3 separate regions of the Homo sapiens genome follow, and regions 1 and 3 are each linked to region 2. The links are chromatin loops, found by intact Hi-C in ENCODE. Cell type or tissue: PC-9. All regions are shown on one strand.

The links. A loop is a pair of places that touch in the nucleus more often than their neighbours do. Peaks named below come from ENCODE experiments on the same cell type or tissue, not always from the same donor. Only the 100,000 strongest peaks of a DNase experiment are listed, where the experiment ranks them.
Region 1: it touches region 2 in a loop (6-fold over the local background); 2 of 110 quality-filtered maps call a loop at or near these places.
Region 3: it touches region 2 in a loop (11-fold over the local background); 3 of 110 quality-filtered maps call a loop at or near these places.

The regions. Positions count from the first base shown.
Region 1 is chr7:16,317,396-16,321,395 of GRCh38, reverse strand. The region is part of intron 3 of CRPPA (CDP-L-ribitol pyrophosphorylase A); the gene reads left to right. Among named protein-coding and RNA genes, the nearest start is that of CRPPA, 100 kb to the left of the region's middle. In PC-9, no CTCF peak of the experiment used is centred here; DNase peaks (open chromatin) are centred at 2,195 and 2,645; H3K4me3 peaks cover 537 bases; H3K27ac peaks cover 1,849 bases.
Region 2 is chr7:16,267,534-16,271,533 of GRCh38, reverse strand. All of the region lies in intron 6 of CRPPA (CDP-L-ribitol pyrophosphorylase A), which reads left to right. It overlaps CRPPA-AS1 (CRPPA antisense RNA 1), which reads right to left. Exons shown (of 5, transcript NR_038947.1): 5 at 930-2,677. Among named protein-coding and RNA genes, the nearest start is that of CRPPA-AS1, 59 kb to the right of the region's middle. In PC-9, no CTCF peak of the experiment used is centred here; a DNase peak (open chromatin) is centred at 2,353; H3K4me3 peaks cover 586 bases; H3K27ac peaks cover 1,057 bases.
Region 3 is chr7:16,081,671-16,085,670 of GRCh38, reverse strand. No RefSeq gene overlaps it. Among named protein-coding and RNA genes, the nearest start is that of CRPPA-AS1, 130 kb to the left of the region's middle. In PC-9, no CTCF peak of the experiment used is centred here; a DNase peak (open chromatin) is centred at 1,530; H3K27ac peaks cover 579 bases.

The DNA.
Region 1 (4,000 bases), 50 kb before region 2:
CATATAAGGTTAATAATTCGTGTGTTAGGGAAATATTTTAATTTCTTCTTTTGTTGTCTCACTTTTGATGAGTTTATCAAATAAGTTATGATAGGGTAAAGCATTTTAGGGAGATTCTTAGCTTTTAATAGTTTGATATGAAGGTCAGTAGAAATGTCTAAAAAGACAGTTATAGGGTTACTGATAACATTGTTTCCTGTATTACTTCTTTCCCCCAATTATTTGGACTCTGAAAAAGAATTATCTAGGCAGTGTTTGATAGATATGGGTGGTGTTGCCTCTAAGTTTGTAATGGATTTTTGGTTAGGTGGGGCTAGAAAAATTTGAATAAACTGATAAGCTTATTTTTTTCCCCACTGATAGGCATTTGAAAACTTCTCGTGAATATAATTGTCTCTGCCCATTTAAATAATTTTACTCAAAGAAGAAATCTTATCCTTAGCCAGATCATTCATACTGTTTCTGGAAGAGTGATGGTTGTAGCTATATTATCAGCCTCATATGGACTTAGTCTGAAATTGTTTATTTACTCATAAAATGACTGATATGAGAACAAAGCTGCTTGGATAACTGTCTCTCATGAAATCCCAAAATACATTGCATAATTCAAACAATGTAAATATATGCAAAATGCTTAAGTTTGAGTTTTAGGTGATAAATCGGATGCAGGTGTTCATTGTTTACCTAGTTGTAAGATTGTCTATTTTGTTTCTACTTGAAACATTGTGAGCATGGGGCTATAACTGCAGAGTGAGAAACCTGTGCATGCATACCTTTGATTTAGTTTTACTCTAATGTATATATTGTTCTTGGTTGGGCAAACTTCCCAGGCTGCCTAGCAGAAATAATACTGTGAATGATGTTAAGGCTGGAAGGATAGGTAATCAGATTATCTGTAGCCGTGGACCATTATGTGGTTACCATAAAACAACGGTTTCTAACTTTTTTTTGTTATAAAACCTCTGAAAGTTGTAGAATCCCTTCTCAGAAAAATAATTGCATTATATATACATTATTTTTTCAGAAGTTTTCCAGTCCCTCTGAGTCATATTCATTTACCTCATGTTAATAACCCTGCCATATTCTCATACATTGTTTATGCAAACATAAATTGAAACCACTTTTATGGAAGACAATTTGGAATATTTATCTAATTAGAATGCACATTATCTTGTTTCTCTCTTGTTTCTGGGTAGAGATAGCAAACTGAGCAGTTACCTAATTTTGCTCATAACTCAAACCTCATTAAAGCTACTAGAAAGGGATTAAAAATGACAAATCCTCAAAAGAATAGGAGAGGTGACAATGACAAATGAAGAATAGCTGGAAAACAAGTGAATTAGTACTAACAGATGCAGCTTGGAGAAGGCCAAATTACAAGCAAATAGTTGGGGCAAGCTAGGAATTAAAACTGTTTGCTGTAGAATTCTCAAAGTCCAGGACCTAGCAGCACCAGGTACCTCTGGAACGGAATGAAGGGGGACAAAATAAGGAGGGTTGGCTGAAAACTGTTTAAGCAGTCTGATCTCTAAATCTCCTTTCCTAATCTATGACCACCCTAGCAGAGGCAGGTGGTGATGAAGTTCTCTGTCTATACCGGGAGAACATAGGATGCTGTAGAAGGACTGAGTGTGTTGCCAGAAACAGTGACTAACAACCATATGCCTACTGACTGCCGAATAGGAAAGCCCATGGCTGCTTCTCCCACTCAGCCAGCTGCTATCTTCGTGGCTTGGCTTTTTTTTCCAGACTGGAGACTAGAAGAATTTTCTTTGGGCAGTCTGTCCAGTGTAGGAAGAAAGACCTAAAAATACTAACCTCAGAGGTACCCATAAACACCTTAACCCAATCACTCTACAGAAAGCTATTGGAGAATTTGTTCTAACCCTCCAAAATCAGAGTTGCAAAATGAGTCGATCAAGGAAGCAGACTGCACGGGATACAGAAGCTAGGGGATCCATGTTGGGAGAGAGATGAAGACTCTTTCCAAGACGGTGATGTAGGGAGTTCCTAGGATGATGGCTGAATGACTGGCAGAGAAGACAACAAGTCTGTTGGAAAAGATCAGAGGACTTCAAGGGTGACCTTTTCAGGAATATAAAATTGGTGCAATACCTTGTGTCTGAACATCTTGAGAGTAGATTTAAATGAATAGCTAAGTGTTTGGCATTGAATGAGTCATAAGCATACAGAAAACCACATAAAACAAAAGATAAGCTATAATTCCAGGGCAACAGAGTTGTATAGGAAACAAATTTTAATAATATATGACTCAGCTATGAGTTGTGTTTACATAGCCACTGATTTAAACACTCAATACTGATTTAACCAAAATTATGATATTGAAAGGGTGGGGAATGGGAAGTGTTAGGGTATATTGAGATGAAGTTGGGAAGAAGGACAAAAGTCTTCTGTGGATGATAGCCAAGATGGAAAAGTCGAGAGACAGCATCACAAGAATGTAATTTAGAGATACAGAATGAAAGGTAAATTATTAGTCTCAATTCTTCAGTCCTCAGCAATAGTATTCTACTTTTGTGCCCTTGCAGTGGCCTCCTGGTGAATTAAGTTTGTTTCCCTTCTCCTTGATTTGCTTGCCTGACTTGCTTTGGAAGTGAGATTTTTACCAGATGTGATTGATATAGGTGGAGGGCCAAATGTGTGCTTGTGCTGTTGGACTTGCCCTCTTTTGCTACTTTTATTGCCTTAAGGAAGGCATGGTCTGGTTGGTTGCTGCCCCTCCAGTCTGAGCTGCAGAGTAAACCCAAGGAGCAGAGCTCTCACAGCCCTGTAGCTTGGAGCAGAGTTACCTCAGCCATGATACAACTGTGTGAGTGAGAAGTGAAAATTTATTGCTACATGCCACTGAGGTTTTTTTGTACATATTTGTTACTCAGCAAAAATTGTTACATATGGAGAAAAATATAAGAATAGTTAAATATGAACAATGATTGCCTACAGGGAGGACAAAGTGGAGTGAAGGGAGTGGGTTGGACTTTTTTTCATAACTGACCTTGTAGAGATATTTGGGTCTTTAAACCATGTGCATGTGTGACTGATAAAAGCATAAGCTAAAAGTTAAGATAGTAAAACAGATTACGTGATTTTGAGATTAGGGTTTGTAAAGAAGATCTAATGGATGGACAAGAGAGTTGGGGTGCTACTAATAAAATTATTCATGCCATTAACCATAGTCTCCTTGTTGATAAGAGTAGTCTAAGAAAATAGGTTTTCTAACCAAGAGCAATTGGAGGTTTCACGGGGTTGGATGCCTCAGTGAGGTAAAAGGGCTAGGTTAGGAGAAAGTAAGAGAGATGACGGATGGAGCTTCCAGTTAGAGACTGTGTTGACAATGAAAATTCCAGAGGAGCCATGAGAGAAGTAAAGCCAAGTTTCCAGGTTGATTACATAAACCAGTTGTTCAAGTGAAGACAAGGGTCATCTCACAATTGTTAGAATGATTATTATCAAAAAGACTAGAGAAATAACAAATGTTGGTGAGGGTATGGACAAAAGAGAACTTTGATACTCTGTTGGTGGGGATATAAATTGGTATAGCCATTAAAGCAAGCAATGCAGAGGTTCCTCAAACAATTGAAAATAGAACTCACATATAATTTAGCAATTTCACTTCTGGATGTGTCCCAAGGAAATGAAATAAGCACCTCACTCCCATATTCATTGAAACATCATTGATGCATTGTTCACAGTAGTCGAGATATGGAAAAAACCCTGTGTCCATTGATGAATAGATAGAATGTGATCACATGTGCACCCACTGGAATGTTACTTAGCCACAAAAGAAATAAATCCCACTATTTTTAACAACATGAATGAATCTACCCTTTTTCTAAATGGACATTAGATATAAGAAAAAGCAGAAGGAGAAGATGATGCATATTGTCAGAGCAACCCTCAATCTCCCTGCAGAGAAAGTAGAATGCCTCTACACAACCATCAGATGTTACTGATTAGCATCTGGTAACATTTAAACCTCAAT
Region 2 (4,000 bases):
GAAGTGGGAGTAGCAAGAGACAAGGAAAGAGCCTTGTAGGCTTTTTATGTTGAGTTTACCACTTCTACTGTTACCGTTGCTACTATTATCATTTATATATTGTTTTAAGGGGAAAATGAAGTGAGAGAAGACTTTATTTGAAAATGACATGATCCAGTTTACCTTTACAAGAAGATTATGGTGGCTGCTCCTCTTAAAAGTACAGTTCTACAGAGGAAACCTCTGCAGTACTTGTTTTCATACATCACATTACCTCTAAATGCATATAAGCGTGTTCAACCCAATATTCATTCCTGTAATAAAAGAATGGAACTCCTAAAGAATGCTGATCTATACTCTGAACAAACAGGGACTGTAGGGGCTTTTCATGTATTTTGGTTATCCACTCCTTCCTGTTTCCTGGAGGACGTAATTTAATTATTGTTTTGAGTAATCACAAATGACAAGCAGGGTGTAACTGAAAATCACGTGTAAAGCATGCTCTGATTTTGTTGAGGCTGTTCTATGGTACTTAGTTTCTTTTTTTTTTCCCTTATGCCCTCAAGGTTGTGTCCAGTGTATGGATCCATGCCTTTTGTTATAGACCTCAGTAAATTCACCGTATGACATATTAGTCAAACAACACATCAAAACTAGCACATGCAATAAAGAAAAGCGGAGAGAACATAAACAGAGCAAATTAAGCCACAGCAGCATCCTAAGACCTATCCAAAACAGTTATTTTATGCTTATTTTGATACATATTATATTTTAGCGTGAATATACAGGATTTTCATTTGTTTGCACCTGAATACTGTATAGTTAATAACAATGAAATAACACTGGAAAGCTACTTTTTTCTCTTGCGCCTCTAACTGTGAACAGCACCACATTTATGTGTTACATGCATGTGTATACAAGAATATAGAAACTAGCCAAAAACCATCTCATTAAATCCATTTGATTTATTTGGTATGTTAGCCAGATTTCCTGAGCAATTCTCCAGAGGTGGAAAGAAACTCCAAAATGATAGACCACCTAGTTGAAGAAGATGGTATGAATTATATTGATGTTGTATTAAATAAAATTAACAATTTATATTAATAACTGATTGTCATGGTTTTAAAATATTAATTGAGGGAGCTAGGATAATTTGCTTTAAATGCTATTTTCTCTATTTTTTTCTTTGTGTATTTCACATATCTTCATCTTTTTAATTATTTATATTCTTGAAATACAGGAACCTGTTGAAATATTACTCTTCCTAAAGGAACCAGATGGTTAATCTGTAAAAATGGTCTTTTGCATCTTGTCCGCTTAGAAATGAGGTCATTGCTTACAAGTTCTGGACAACCATTATACTAAGCTTACAAAATAAAAACAGAAACCAGCCACCACCAATTTTTGGGCATGTATTCATAAAGTCAAGTCTTAGCCTTTAACTCAGGAAATTTTTTGATTTTACACATAAAGTAAATATGTTTAGAAGGAAAATCCGTACAAAAAGTTGACAAAGTTGTTTTTGTATGTAGATTATAGTTAACCTTCAACAATTGATTTTGAAGAATGTTGTATACTAAATTGCTTATGCTATTTAAATTGAGATGTAGCTTCAGAACTCAGTCATTTCACTTCATGTCATTAATTTTTTTTCTCCAGTTATAGGATACATGATGTTTGCAAAGCATCATTTTGTGCTTATGTTATCCCTAATAATTGAGTTTGGAAATGTATTTTATGTCAAGTATTTGTGTGTAGTATAATTTTACTTTACAATGCCACAGAGTAGGTTATTCTGTTGTTCTAGTAGCTTTAGCTAAACAATGGTTCCAAGGTTTTGGTGGTTCTGGGAACACTGAATCAAATATACCACTTTGAGCTTATAACCACAGTACATTATCGTGTTATCTTGTTACTGGAAAACTTCTTTCCAAGGCCTACAACTTGTGTTAAAAAAAGTTTACCTTTCTCTCTTACGTTGGCACTGTATACCTTAAATGACTATTCAGTATATGAGGGTAAAAAAAAGTCTATACAGCTTGATCCGTCATTGAAGATCTTCTGCAGTCTACACCGACGTTTTTTGTCACAATGTTATTGCTGTTGTGGCTCAACATGTCTTGAAACGATTAGTCTTCTACCTCTTTTGCACTCTATTCTACTGGATTGCATGCCTTCTCTATTTGTCAATTTTATGTTATAAGGCTTAGTTGATTACTCTTTCCATGAACTTGTCCCCAGTCTTTTTTTTTTTAGTTATTGGATCTCCTAAATTACTCATCAATTGTTGTGTCATTCTACATATCCTGCTTATTATTTATCCATTTGCGCATGTCTTTCACCGTCTCTTATCACTGATCCCTCACACAGTGCTGTGGAGATGGAAGGAGTCAGATAAATAGTTGTGGTTAAAGATGAGAGCATGATGAACCAGCAAGCTTCTGGAGTACCTCTCTACCGGGCCAACAGCCAAATATGTTGCTGGAGATAAAGAGGTCGCCTCTGGGCCATCCATCAATCATCGGAACAGTTGAGAAGAGTTTAAAACACAAAACTCAAGAAGTTCGAACTGATTTTCTAACCAGAAGAAAAAACTATGTTCACAAAAGGAGGCAAGAGAAGGTGCTGGTAGCAGATGTTGCAGAGATTAGATGAGCTGGAGTTAGCAACAGTGATGAAATTGGTGGTGAGCAGCCTTCTGTCAGGAAAGAAAGACAGTGTTGCAGAAATGAGCACTGCAGAGGGGACCTTCTAGTGGAGTGAAGAAAATAAGCCATAAGCAATATTTTTAAAATGTATTCTGTAGACTCTACCGTAAGATTCTATATTACATATTTGAATCTATTTTTCTATATTGTCTAGAAATGTACTGTTTAAAAAATATTATATGGTATATACTTAGTTCTGAAACAAGTCACATGATCGAGTTTTTGTTCAAAATGTAATTTATCCTTAGTATTTTTAAAATATTTTGAACCTCTAAGCTAAACAATGTATATTCAACAGGCTCCTCATAAGTCATAATGGGAAAGTTGTATGAGAGGGAAATTTTATGTATAAATATTGCAAGTATATTTCTCATACAAGAGGAGTATACATTAATGAAAAATAGTTTGCTTATTACATAGGGTTTGATGGCAGTTTTCAGGTTGAACAAATATTGGGATGGTGTCTGAATATTCTTTAAAAGACTATTGCATGATTTTCTTGGGATTACATGTGAAAGGACTCTTCGGTAAGCTATTCATACAAATTATAGCTGATTTTAATTTTCTTTATTTTCTATCATTTTGTAAAAACTAGGTGGAAAATGGAGGTTGTTGAGAACCTTTTTAATATTTCTTATCTAGACATTTGTCTAGATAATATTTCTTATCTAGACAATTGTCACATTTGCAGTACAATATCAATCATGTCATTTAAGTGATTGTCATTTTCTCATCACATGATTTTAATATGGAAACAGGCTGCAATTATACTTCTATATACAGTTGTCCCTCAATTTATATGGGGGTTCCAGGACCTACCTTTCTGCTCTACAAATACCACAATTTATGGGTGCTCTAATCCGTTACATAAAATGAAATAACGTTTACATATAACCTATATACATCTTCCTGTATATGTTAAATCATCTTTAGATTACATACAGTCCCTAATACAATATAAATGCTATATAGTTACACTGTATTTTTATAAATTTGTATTTTTATTGTTTAGTTTTGTTTTTCAAATGTTTTTGACCCACGCTCGAATCCTTAACTGTGGAACCAACAGATTCTGGAGGCAGACTGTACATTTAGACAGAATCTTTATTACTTAGGAAAAATAAAAACTTTATGCATTTAAATTAAATTACGTTGTAAACTTAGCAAGAATTTGAGGGAAAAAAGTTGAATTAATGAATTGTTTAATTTTAGTCATTTATGTTTGCCATACCAATATATGTAATAAAGATAAAGGCAATGGCTTTGGCTCAGTAAGGTTGCAGTTTTCTTTCATTTGCTAGATGAGGACACAC
Region 3 (4,000 bases), 190 kb after region 2:
GTATGTGCTGGTGAAACCAATGAAGACTGATAATGTACATAAGATTATTATCAGTGCTATCTCTGTGAGCTCTGAAGTTGTTGGGATTTCCTCAGGCAATGAATGATGAGATACAGTTGGATAGTGAAAGTGGAAGATGAAAACATGGAAGCAAGCACTTTCTTGATGGACAAGAGATGCATGTAGCCATTTGTGCCTCAGCACCACAGCAAGACATGAAAGAGAGTTGAAATCTTTTTATCCTTACAGGAGAAAGAAAGGTTCAGAGAAGTGCCTAGGAATGAGAAGGTATAACGTCTTTCTTTGTCTTGGGATTCTCTTAATCACATATGTTACCAATGTTTGGTCAGCAGGAAAATTTTGGGGTGAATGGTGCCTAGTTTGATGAGAGGCCAGAGTGGAGCCAGGTTGTTTTCCCTTATCTGAAACATTGGAATCATTTAACAATGTCTTCACAGCTGAGATGTATTATGCAAATTAATTCTCTACTTAGGATGCTACCAAATAATCTGAACAGTTGTTAAAACATCTGGGTCTGTTTAGCAGCATTGATGAAGCCTGGCTTGTCAAATGCATTTTTTTCTTTCGATTTAATCTTAATTAATCCTTGCAGGATCTCTACGAGGTAGGTCTGTATCAACCTTTTGATATGACAGTTGCAAAAAGGCAGATGCAGAGATTAAGAACTCGTGATCGCTGGGCACACTGGAAGCCAAACTGGAATTCTAACATTTCTAACATAGGACAATTTTGGACCAATAATAGTCCATCTACTTTGAATAATTTTTTAGGGAATTGGATCACATATAGGAAGGACTGTTCTTAAGGATTAAAAAGCTCGATTTAAATCTATATCCAGAATTTTACCTGGATGCATTCACTTATTTTCCATTTTGCAAAATTGCAGTTAAGCCCAGAGGCAAAAGCTTCAACAAGACAATCGCAGAGATGGTTGTGACTCGAGTTGGAGACATGATTTGGGATTCTAGATAGAGGCCAATTTTGTAAGAATTTCCACTAGTCTGCAGACTGTAATAATTGTGTTATTTGGATAAGGTTTGGCAAAGCAACTAGTAAGATTAACTGAATGAGTTTTCTGGAGCTTTGCCATTTGGCGCTATCCATTATGTTCTTTGTTCTACCTCATTATAAAATGGGCTATTGAAACTGAAATTGGTTGGTTTATTGGTATGTCAGGTTTTTATTTCCTTTTTTTTCCTTTCCTATTCTTCACATCTGAGCTCTTAATTTGGTTGAAAGCAAGCTCTTCAGCCTAAGTGGATAAAAAACATCCCTTTGAGGATGAGGAAATAGACGATAAAATCTGTGTTCCTAATTTTCTTCAATAGTTCGGAGGATTTTTTTTTCATCCTGTGTGTGTTTTTAAGACCTTGTTAAGTTCATAGTTCTTTTTTCTTTTATTGTTTGAATAGAGCACCATTCTCTTTAATCCCACCTGAGTTTCAAAAATGTATTATTGAACTGCCCAGTTCAGGAATTCAGTTGCCTGTTTTACTGAATGGAGGTATGTATGACCCGATGGTAAAAGAATGTTATTCAAAGACATTTCCGCCTGTTTGTTTCTTGGATCAGTTACTATTCACATAAATCTGGAAAGAAGCCAAAATATGTAAACAAATTAAGAGTTTGAGGATCCCAGTGGGAATATCTATAAGTTCTGCTATAATACAGGAATTTAAGATAAATGAAGATAAATGCAGTATGTTATAATAAGATAGCCAGGAGAAGCAACTATAGACCAATTATTCTTGGCTCTGGTTTGGGAATCTTAATGAATATTAAAAGATTTGGGTTAATCATGGGGTTATGCATAATGTTACTCCTTCCCAAGCCTATATATGTTGCCTAAAGAGAATTTCATTTTCATTTTACTAGCTTTTAATTGTTGCTTAATATCAAACAACTATTCAACTTAGAAGCTATATTCTCAAACCCTATTACATATTTAAAATATGCAAATTATTTTTATCATTAATCTCTTTATATATTACATAAATCAATGAATACAGTAAAGTGTAGTTTGAAAGACTGGAGATTTTCCTCCAAGAGCTTTTTTGATGCACTGTCTTCTTGAAACTGTCAGTCTCAGCCTGTGAACGAAAAGCTGTGTTAGAAGAGATACAAAGTAATGTGGTGTTCTCTGGTCGTTTTATTACCTTTGACCCAGGGCTACAACTTAAATGTAAAACTCCCTCTTAAAAAAGATAGCACAAAAATTTAATTTTACCAGTATGACATGTCGATTAATTTTCGTGTGAGTGTAGAGAAGGAAAAGTGTATTTTTTTGGTAAACATTTTCTAGAAAGAGTTGGAAAACAATTTTATTGTGAGTTTGTGCTTTGTATGCATATACAATAACTTCTAGAGACTGGGTGTCACTGATTTGGCAAAGCAGGAAAACAGTCAATGAATATTTCTAGTGCATATGTATACATAAGAAATACGTGTTTATACCTAATAATTATACATACACAATTAACGATACTCATTGGCAATGCAGGTTAAACACATTTTTTTTTTTGAGACGGAATCTCGCTCTGTCCCCTAGGCTGGAGTGCAGTGGCGCGATCTCGGCTCACTGCAAGCTCCGCCTCCCAGGTTGATGCCATTCTCCTGCCTAAGCCTCCTGAGTAGCTGGGACTACAGGCGCCCGCCACCACGCCCGGCTAATTTTTTTTTGTATTTTTTAGTGGAGACGGGGTTTCACCGTGTTAGCCAGGATGGTCTCGATCTCCTGACCTCGTGATCTGCCCCCCTCGGCCTCACAAAGTGCTGGGATTACAGGCGTGAGCCACTGTGCCCGGCGGTTAAACACATTTTTAAAGCAATGGCATGTCTTTTATGTTGGCAGCCTCATGACTTAAAAAGCCTATGACATAAAAATGAGATTACACTTTCATTTTTTTAACCCAAATTATTATAACATCAGCCCATATTATTACTGCTAGAAACTAACCTGACTCACAGTATTCTTAGCAATTTCATGAATGCTCTAGAATAAGCCCCTCGATTTCTTATACCTTTAATTTTTCATCTTGTCACCATGCTGTTACCCCTGATGCTGATGATCCTCATGAGAAAGCCACTCTACCTGGCACTGCTGCCTCCAGTCTTAACTATCCCTGTGCATCCCACCAAGAGGAAGACTTTCCTTGCATCGAAGGTATCAGTTTGGGATGCTCTTCCAGCTCGATCTCAGATGCATGCAATGAAGGAGGTAGAAGCTAGACTTTCCCTGAAACTTCAATAACCTTTCTGAACAACATAAACATGTACTACAATCAGAAGCAAAGGTGGCTTTGCCACTCATATCAGGCCTGTCTCCACCTGCCTATCAGTAACACTTCAGATCCCTGGATGTTAGACCCCAGCTACTCCTGAACCAGAGGGCAAGCAATGGCTACCCCATCCAAAGGATGTGCCTTATTGGTTATATGAAGATTAGATACTCCTAGAATGGGTGATACTACTATCATCCATTCTCTTCAAGAAAAATGCTCGTGTCCAACAAGTGAAACACAAAATAGTGTGGATATTGATACATTTCCCTGAGTCTGGATTGTTTTAGCCACAGTCAACTGTAACATTGTAATTTTAGAAAATGATTTTTTTCAAAAATATGTTTAACTGGGAGAAATATTTTGTGACTTGAATAAATTCATACGACTTCACCAAGGAACACAAGCATGGGCAACATATGTAAAATACAGACTCTGCTTTTTTCTTTATAAAACCTCTGTGATCTTTATTATGGTAAAAAAAGTATCTTGGAGACAAATGAGTTATTTAACCATAATTACCAGTAAGTTGTGTCTTACTTTTTACCAAATAATTTTCACATTATCTGATGTAACTTTCTTGAGAACTTACAGTTACCCATATATTACAGAAAAGCCTGAGCCTCATGGAAGCCAAGTGAAGATCCTGAAATTACATGGCTAGTAAGTTGCATGGCCAGTACCCAAAGCCCCTATTTTTT